Regions from separate parts of the Homo sapiens genome. Here region 1 is linked to region 2. The links are chromatin contacts, found by Hi-C or POLR2A ChIA-PET in ENCODE. All regions are on one chromosome and are shown on one strand. Each heading gives the region's core, a stretch centred on a gene start or an enhancer-like site at or near the end of the contact. The rest is flanking DNA. Distances are from core to core; before and after follow the strand shown. Region 1 overlaps MICALL1 (MICAL like 1). Region 2 overlaps TRIOBP (TRIO and F-actin binding protein).

What was found. A loop is a pair of places that touch in the nucleus more often than their neighbours do. ChIA-PET counts read pairs that join two places held with the same protein, here RNA polymerase II (POLR2A). Pooled maps may share reads with other maps.
Region 1: a loop to region 2 is called in a pooled map, with 2.2 times the contacts of the local background. The contact joins two enhancer-like sites. A Hi-C loop is called at or near these places in 1 of 37 single-sample maps with no recorded cell type and 4 of 50 pooled maps. POLR2A ChIA-PET finds 5 or more read pairs at or near these places in 1 of 52 experiments (activated naive CD4-positive, alpha-beta T cell).

What each region holds. Positions count from the first base shown.
Region 1 is chr22:37,932,768-37,937,282 of GRCh38, reverse strand. It overlaps MICALL1 (MICAL like 1), which reads right to left. Exons shown (of 16, transcript NM_033386.4): 12 at 4,395-4,485; 13 at 4,171-4,244; 14 at 89-203. Among named protein-coding and RNA genes, the nearest start is that of C22orf23, 19 kb to the left of the region's middle. RefSeq lists enhancers at 2,647-3,448, 3,449-4,251. Within about 2 kb of position 3,227, at least 23 of the 41 ENCODE cell types and tissues checked have a DNase peak (open chromatin) inside an H3K27ac peak, as active enhancers do.
Region 2 is chr22:37,730,042-37,734,792 of GRCh38, reverse strand. TRIOBP (TRIO and F-actin binding protein) reads right to left here. Exons shown (of 24, transcript NM_001039141.3): 8 at 1,381-1,495; 9 at 1-394. Among named protein-coding and RNA genes, the nearest start is that of TRIOBP, 35 kb to the right of the region's middle. Within about 2 kb of position 2,797, at least 5 of the 41 ENCODE cell types and tissues checked have a DNase peak (open chromatin) inside an H3K27ac peak, as active enhancers do.

The sequences.
Region 1 (4,515 bases), core at 1,978-4,477, 200 kb before region 2:
CTCTCCAGGGAGCTGCCCCACCCATGAGGCCCAGAGCCTGACCTGCTCTGGCCCTGCCCCCAGGACCCCCCACCCCTGGCCATGTCACCTCTGCCGGTCCTCATCCAGGCAGTTGATGATAGCGTTGCGCTGCTCAATGAGGGTCACAAGCTCCTGCATCAGCACCTTCTCCCGGGCCCGGTCCTCCTCCGTCCAGTCCTTTTCTGCCCAGGGAGAAAAGTTAGGGGGCATGAGTGGTAGGAAAGCCCTCTTCCTCCCCAGGCCACCAGGAGCCACTGCCTAAGTGCGGCAGGCCAGCCCCATGCTAAATACCATGCAAGAAACTAAGCGCAGAAAGGAAGGGCCCCGATAGGTGGGGCTTACAAGTTCTTTTTTTTTTGTTTTTTTTTTTGAGACGGAGTCTCACTCTGTCGCCCAGGCTGGAGTGCAGTGGCGTGATCTTGGCTCACTGCAGGCTCCGCCTCCCGGGTTCACGCCATTCTCCTGCCTCAGCCTCCCGAGTAGCTGGGACTACAGGCACCTGCCACCACGCTCAGCTAATTTTTTATATTTTTAGTAGAGACAGGGTTTCACCATGTTGGCCAGGATGGTCTCGATCTCCTGACCTCGTGATCCACCCGTCTCAGCCTCCCAAAGTGCTGGGATTACAGGCGTGAGCCACCGCGCCCGGCCAGGGCCTACAAGTTCTTAGGGAAAAGAAAGTTGTGACAGAAGAGACCAAGGACACCAGGCTGCCTACCAAAGAGCCCTGCAAGGGGCCCCAGCAGGGCCAGCACAGCACCTACTGCAAGAACAGGGCAGCACCAAGGGTCTCATGCTCATGTTCATTCATCCATTCAACAAATGTTCACTAGGTGGCTTCTGGCGGGAGGCAAGATTCAGGAGGGACAGAGTGGGGCAGGGGCGAGGAGACAACAGGGAACCCCAGGGCTCCTCCAGCAGGAGAAGCAACACAACCCAAGTGACATACTGGGACATTTATCCAAGGCTGTGGAGGAAGGTAGACTAGAGGGGATGCTGGGGGCAGGGAGCCCAGCAGGAGGCTCCCCTGAAGCTGGGCACACCTGCTGCCCCTCCTGCCTCCTTTCCTCTCAAGGCCCCAGCCAACCCACAGGACCACCCCCAGGGGCCCACTGGGGCCCTAGTATTTCCCCCTCCCCCAGCCTGCAGGCTCCAGGGATGAGTGCCCACACTTGGCCTTCCCTCCACAACATCTACCGCCACAGGCTTCCCTGGCTTCAAATAAATATCCTAGGCCGGGCCCGGTGGCTCACTCCTGTAATCCCAGCACTTTGGGAGGCCGAGGCAGGTGGATCACCAGAGGTCAGGAGTTCGAGACCAGCCTGGCCAAATGGTGAAACCTCGTCTCTACTAAAAATACAAAAATTAGCGGGGTGTGGTGGCACACACCTGAAATCCCAGCTACTAGGGAGGCTGAGGCAGGAGAATTGCTTGAACCTGGGAGGTGGAGGTTGCAGTGAGCTCAGATCACGCCACTGCACTCCAGCCTGGGCAACAGAGTGAGACTCTGTCTCAAAAAAAAAAAAAAAAAAGTAAATATCCTTAGCCAAGCGTGGTGGTGGGCGCCTGTAATCCCAGCTACTGGGGAGGCTGAGGCAGGAAAATCGCTTGAACCTGGGAGGCGGAGGTTGCAGTGAGCTGAGTTCACGCCATTGCACTTCAGCCTGGATGTCACAGTGACACTCCATCTCAAAAAAATAATAGGCCGGGTGCGGTGGCTCACGCCTGTAATCCCAGCACTTTGGGAGGCCGAGGTGGGCGGATCACGAGGTCAGGAGATCAAGACCATCCTGGCTAACACGATGAAACCTTGTCTCTACTAAAAATACAAAAATTAGCCGGGTGTGGTGGCGGGCGCCTGTAGTCCCAGCTACACGGGAGGCTGAGGCAGGAGAATGGCGTAAACCCAGGAGGCGGAGCGTGCAGTAAGCCAAGATCGTGCCACTGCACTCCAGCCTAGGCGACAGAGCGAGACTCTGACTCAAAAAAATAAAATAAAATAAAATAATAATAATAACAAATAGGGCCAGGGCTTGGCGCGGTGGCTCACGCCTGTAATCCTAGCACTTTGGGAGGCGGAGGCGGGTGGATCACGAGGTCAGGAGATCGAGACCATCCTGGCTAACATGGTGAAACCCCGTCTCTACTAAAAATACAAACAATTAGCCGGGCGGGGTGGCAGGTGCCTGTAGTCCCAGCTACTAGGGAGGCTGAGGCAGGAGAATGGTGTCAACCTGGGGAGGCGGAGCTTGCAGTGAGCCGAGATTGTGCCACTGCCCTCCAGCCTGGGCAACAGAGTGAGACTCCATCTCAAAAAATAAAATAAAAATAAATAAATAAATAAAATAAAATAAATAAATAAATAGAGCCAGGCGCAGTGGCTCATGCCTGTAATCCCAGCACTTTGGGAGGCTAAGGTGGGTGGATCACAAGGTCAGGAGATCGAGACCATCCTGGCTAACATGGTGAAACCTGGTCTCTACTAAAAACACAAAAAATTAGCCGGGCGTGGTGGCAGGCGCCTGTAGTCCCAGTTACTTGGGAGGCTCAGGCAGGAAAATGGCGTGAACCCGGGAGGCAGAGCTTGCAGTGAGCCGAGATCGCGCCACTGCACTCCAGCCTGGGCGACAGAGTGAGACTCTGTCTCAAAAAAAAAATAATAATAATAAATAAATAAATACCCCCCCCCAAAATAAATAAATAAATATCCTGAAGCCCCCTCAGCCACTGCCCCTTTCCCCTATGGCCTCACCTTGCCAAAATTGAGGAGCAGGTGGCCCAACCTGGTTCTGGGGACAGAGCAGGGCCTCCAAATCACCACCCAAGTTTGAATCCCACTTTGCCATTTTCCATATCTGGGGCCTGGGTAAGTTATGTCCCCAGTCTACACGTGGGGAAACTGAGACTCAGGGACATGAAATCTTTGACCAGTGTCACACAGTGAAGGTGGAGCTGGTATTTGAACCTGGCAGCCTGATGCCCCCAAGCAATGGCCCTCATGGTGTACTGTACTCGGAGCCTCATACACCAGCTTCACCTTCCAAAAGCAACATCCGGGACAGGCTGACAAGCCCGGGACGCACAGCCACCACACGGGGGCTGGAAAAGCCACAGTAAGCCCTGGGGCCGGGCTAGCCAGGGAGGCAGAGGAGCCGTGCCCGCTCTGGCCACAGGGCGCCGCTGTGGCTCTGAGTGGTGGCCACGCCCCAGCCTCCTGCAGAGTTGGGAGTGACTCACACAAGGCAGTGGAAGCCTGGGACATTCTGTGGCTTCCCCTGGGACACTCCAGCCTCCCAAATTCCCCAGTCAGTAGACAGTTCCCCTGCCACCATCCCCACAGTCTGGAGGGGCTGTGTGTGCAGGGACAGCCCCAGATCAGAGACATGGATGGAAGCCCAGCCCCGTCACCAACAGCCAAGTCCCTTGACCTCTCTGGCCCTCCACTTCCCATCTGTCAAGATGGCCCTTGCCCAGGGCTGGCACCATGCCTGAGCCATAAGAAAGTGGTCAAAAGCTTTGGCTCCCAACTCTGGAATCTCCATAGTCCTGGGGTCTCTGCCTGCAGCTGCGGTTCACTGCATTCCACGGTCACAGGGCGTGTGAGGAGCCCTCCTCACCAAACCCCAACTCGGCCACATGGTAACCATCAGCCATCAGCCCTTCAGAGGGTACAGAGTCCACGTCCACTGTCTCCTGGTCCCAAGAACACCCGAGGACGTGGGGACCTTCATTCCCATCTTACACCTGAAGCCACTGAGGCTCAGTGAGGCTAAGAATCCTGCCCAAGGTCACACAGCAAGTTAGTGGCAGAAGAAGGAACAGTCTGACCCACGCACAAAACAGGCTGGGCTGGTCCTGGGCCTGATCTTCATTCACTGAGAGCCTGTCATCCCTGGTCCCTCGGACGTCCACACCCTACACTGTCTGTGCGGTTCCTTCTCCTACCACAGCCCCAGCCAGCTTACTGCCTGTTACAGTCTCTCCCATCCTTGGGGGTGACCCAGACAGCCCTGCCCCGCACCTCCTCCTCTGGCCCTGTCCCCAGTCTGCCTGTGCATCCTACTGGGGTTTTGTCTGCCCGCTCCCCCACTCCTCCGTGTCACCAGGCCCCAGGGCAGGTGCCAGGGGAGTGCCAGTGGCTGCACTCACCTGGCTTATTGAGGAGGCACCGGAGCTCATACTCGACATCAGCCTGGCGCTGCTCCAGGTTCTGCTGCTTGAAGCTAGGGGTGGGAATAAGGTGACTCTTAACAATTCTGCCCGAGCCCCGGCTGCCCTGCCCTGCGCTGTTACTGATGAGGGAAGAGGGTAAGGGTTCTCCATTCTAAGCTCTACGGATTCCAGGGAGGGATGCCCCAGGCGGGGGGACTCACACATAGATGAGCTCGGACTCTCGCCGCACCAGTAGGTGCTTCTCGTGGATGAGCTTGAACCAGTCCACCAGCATGTCATCCTCACGGCCCTCTGGAAGCCAGATACCCACTGAGGCCAGGG
Region 2 (4,751 bases), core at 1,548-4,047:
CCTTGTACTCCCTGGAAGTGCCCCCCCATGCTCCCTCCGGGGCTTTGGCTGCCCCCAGGCTGGGCTCTCCACATCCCCACCAGCCCCCAGGGCCCAGGCCTCCCTCCTGGCTGCTCCAGCTCCTTTCTAGGTGTCTATGAGGGCCCTGGGACCCTGGCGGTTCCTCCTGACTCTGCCACACCCCCAGAGGCTGTCTTGGGCCTGCTTGGCCACTCTCCAGAGGTCTCTGTGTCCGCAGCTCCCTCTCAGGGGTCCTGGCTGATGTCCTGGGGGGCAGCGGGGACCCCTGGAGCTGCCGATCTCCCTCAGGTCTCTTCTCAGGACTCCAAGGATGAGGGGGCTCTGCTTGGCTCCGCCGGGTCAGTTCTGCCTGTTTGGCAGGGAGCATGGTCACCTGGGGATGAGGTGAGGGGGTAGGTGAGGCTCTCTCTCTGGGGACCTGGCTGCCAGCTCTGCCTTTCTTAGGCCCCCAGAGAGTCAAGGCTGTGTCCACACAGCAGCCTGAATCAAAGCAGGCCAAAAAGTACACAGGGTCTCTGCCCCACCCCTCCGGGGTCAGCTCCTCCCTTTCACCCGCTTTCCTCAGTTCCAGAAAAAGATCTGCAAAGACCTGCCCCCGTTCTTGGCTTCTCACCCCTCTCAAAGATACTGATTCCAACTTGGGCTATCAGGTGCCAGAACCTCCACCACCAATACCCCATTCCACTGAGGCGGGCCTAGCCCTCTGGGTTTGGTTAAAGATACAAATTACCCTGAAAGAGAGGGCCCTTAGAGCCAGATTCTTGCTTCAAGGCTTTCCCTGAAATCTGCTCAAGACAGCAGTATTGGCCAGGTGCCGTGGTTCACGCCTGTAATCCCAGCACCTTGGGAGGCCAAGGTGGGCGGATCACTTGACGTCAGGAGTGACCAGCCTGGCCAACATGGTGAAACCCTGTCTCTACTAAAAGTACGAAAATTAGTTGGGTGTGGTGGCACACGCCTGTAATCCCAGCTATTTGGGAGGCTGAGGTAGAAGAATCACTTGAACCTGGGAGGCAGAGGTTGCAGTGAGCCAATATTGTCCCACTGCACTCCAGCCTGGGAGACAGTGCAAGACTCCATCTCAAAAAAAAAAAAAAAAAAAAAAGACAGCAGTGCTTAGTAAAGGAAGGGGATAGCGTGGGAGAGGGGCTATCTTCAAAGGATTAATGTGGGGTCTTGTGCATTTTGCCAAGAGCTGCTGGCCGTTGGGGAGAGGGGAGAGCTGGATCCCCATGATTGGACTCCGACCCTTTCATAGAGGACCTTCCTGTCCAAGCCCCCTGCCTGGCTTCTAGCGGGAGGGAAGAGGCAGTGGCCGCCCCTTGGGGTGCGGGGCCCCAGACAGCTGGCAGTGCTCACCTGCCTGCTGGGGGCAGGGCTGGACTGTCTTCGGAGAAGTTGGCTCTGGCCTTGGCTGGGCTGCTGTGACCGTCCCTCGTCCTGGGCCTGGAAGGCCCCCGCTGCCTCGGACTTCCTATGAGCAAATGCAGCCACTCCTCTGAGGGACTGTCCCACTCCCAGCACCCCAGCCCCTCTGCTCCCACCTCCAACAGGAGGAGATGTGGGACAGCCAGGGACCCACTGCAAGCTCGTTGAAGGGCCCTAAGTGAGGATGACTCTCAGGGCCTTAGTTTCCCCTTCTGAAAAATGGGGATGGTTAACACTGCTCTATTCTGCCTCATGAGGCTCTTGCGAACATGACGAGAAAAGTGGGGAGTAGAGGCGGTTGGGTGGGGAGGGGGATCTGGCCCTGGCCATGGCCCTCTCCTGTCTCATCCAGTACTTCCTATGACTAACCACCACCCCACCAGCAGCCCAAGAGCCACCCCCAGACAAAGGTTAGACTGGTCTTTGCGGGAATTAAGATTTATTGAGCACCTACTGTGTACCAGGCACTGGGCACACATAATCATTATGACAAAGCATTTATTGAGTGCTTCTTATGTTCCAGGGGCCAAGCACTTGTATCATGATCGCAGCCCACGAGGTGGGACGACAGAGCCAGACTGCTGTGTGCCCCCGTGTTCCATTCTTTCTGCCTTTTCCTGTCCATATTGTAAATTTTGGATTTCTTTTCCTTTTTCCCTCCCATCACTGTTAACCAACAGAATCCCAGCGCTTAGCCTTGAAAACTCCAGGCCATCCTAGCTGTTGGCAAAAGAGCTCTGAGCAAGATCAGAAGAAAGAAACATTCTCCCTGACAACTTCAGAGAGGCCAACATAAACTGTCCAAGCAAGTGTCTTTTTTTTTTTTTTTTTTTTGAGATGGAGTCTCGCTCTGTCACCCAGGCTGGAGTGCAGTGGCGCGATCTCGGCTCACTGCAACTTCCATCTCCCGGGTTCAAGTGATTCTCTGCCTTAATCTCCCAAGTAGCTGGGATTACAGGCATGAGCCACCACGCCTGACCCTGGGCAAGTGTTGTTTCTAAGACACTGGGCTTCAGGCATTGTTGACGCATCCGATGAAGATCATCTCTAACTTGTGTAAAAAGTCTAGTTCCAGTTAGTTGTCTTGCTTACTAACTGGGAGGCATGGCTGTTAATGATTAACGTGGTATCTCTATTGACAGGTAGAAACACCAAACAGAACCTGGGCATATCTCTCCCTTCCTCTACCTAAGGGGTCACAACAAAAGGCCCAACCACTCCATGAATGTTTATTTTGGTTGGGTCTCAGTTAGCAAATGGAGCCATGTCTTTGGTCGATGAACTGAACCAGGAAGAGAAGCCTGAAAAAGGCCACCCTGTGGTGGACCCAGAGTGAGGCAGCAAAAAGGGAAGTATGAGGAAACTCTGCTCAGGCCTCCATAGGCCCTGCTGTCTGTGGTGGGCCTGTGCCTGAGGAGCCATGCTGGAACGACACCTTCAAAAGTATGGGATTGGGCAGGGCGCAATGGGTCACGCCTGTAATCCCAGAACTTTGGGAGGCTGAGGCAGGCGGATGGCTTGAGCTCAGGAGTTCAAGACCAGCCTAGACAACATAGTGAAACCTAGTCTCTAAAAATACAAAAATTAGCCCAGGTGTGGTGGCTCATGCCTCTAATCACAGCACTTTGGGAGGCTGAGGTGGGTGGATCACTTGAGGTCAGGAGTTCGAGACCAGCCTGGTCAACATAGTGAAACCCAATCTCTACTAAAAATACAAAACTTAGCCAGGCGTGGTGGCACGTGCCTGTAATCCCAGCTACTCAGGAGGCTGAGGCAGGAGGATCGCTTGACCCCAGGAGGTGGAGGTTGCAGTGAGCTGAGATCGCGCCACTGCACTCCAGCCTGGGTGACATAGTGAGACCCTGTCTCAAAAAATATATATATATATATATGGGGTTGGGAGGCCAGGTACAGTGTCTTTACACCTGTAATTCCAGCACTTGGGGAGGCTGAGGTCAGAGGATCACTTGAGTCGAGGAGTTTGAGACAGCCCTGGCAACAGAATGAGACCTTGTTCTAGGAAAAAAAAATTTTTTTAATGAGCCGAGCATGGTGGTACGTGGCTGTAGTCCCAGCTACTTGGGAAGCTGAGGTGGGAGGATCGCTTCAGCCTGGGAGGTTGAGGCTGCAGTGAGCCATGATCATGCCACTGCATTCCAGCCTGGGTGAAAGAGCAAGATCCTGTCTCAAAAAAAAAGTATGGGGTTGGAGTTTTTTGTTGTTTCATGTCTTTTGCCAATGTCATTAGAATCAGAGCCATAAAGCACAATAATGTTAGTTGTTAGCAGTTATTGGCAGCTGGTTCGGAGAGGAACCAAAGTTCCCTGGAGGAAGTGTTTCTGAGCTTGAGGGCTCCCTGGGCAGGCTGTTTGTAACTTTTTTTTTTTTTTTTTTTTTGAGATGGAGTCTCGCTCTGTCACCCAGGCTGGAGTGCAGTGGTGCAATCTCAGCTCACTGCAACCTCCGCCTTCTGGTTTTAAGTGATTTTCCTGCCTCAGCCTGCTGAGCAGCTGGGATTACAGGTGTCCACCACCATGCCCAGCTAATTTTTATATTTTTAGTAGAGACGGGGTTTCACCATGTTGGCCAGGCTGGTCTCATTTTGAACTCCTGACCTCAGGTAATCCACCTGCCTTGACCTCCCAAAGTCTTGGCATTACAAGCATGAGCCACTGCACCCAGCCAATTTGTAATCTAATTGGAGGTGAGTGCGTTTCCTTACTCTGTGAGAGCTGAAGGCCTTAGAGTGAATTTTCCCCCGAACTGGGGTATAGGAGCTTCGATGAAGCAAGAGCCCAGACGTGACCCAGTGGGCTGTTCCTCCCTAATGGGGAGGACCAGGAGGACAATAGTGGAAACACCCGGTGCAGGGAAGCAAGGCACTTGTGTGTTCTCTTCCGGATGGATGCATTTTCCATACGAACTCCAGCTTGCTTGATGAGCATTCCTCCTGAGAACTCGCCTTCCTTTTTTCCCCCATGTAGAACTGAGAGAAAAGAGTGAGGGACTCAAGAAGATTCTGAAACCCCAACAGAGACCTGGCTTGTCCGATGCTGAAGCAACAGCGTCTCCTCGGGGCCACCTGTTCCCGAGGGTTGATGTGGCCGCACCAAGCATGACAAAGGAAACGTTTCCTTCGGAAGCTTAGATGGGTTCTTCGACCTCCAGAGAGAATTAAAGGAGCAAAGCCATCAAGTCTAGCAAATCCAGTGAAGGCTAGGTTTTGAATTCAAATGACCACAGGATGCTACGTGACTCTAAGAGATGCCAAAGGCATCTAAGGAAAAAAAAATTAAGATCAA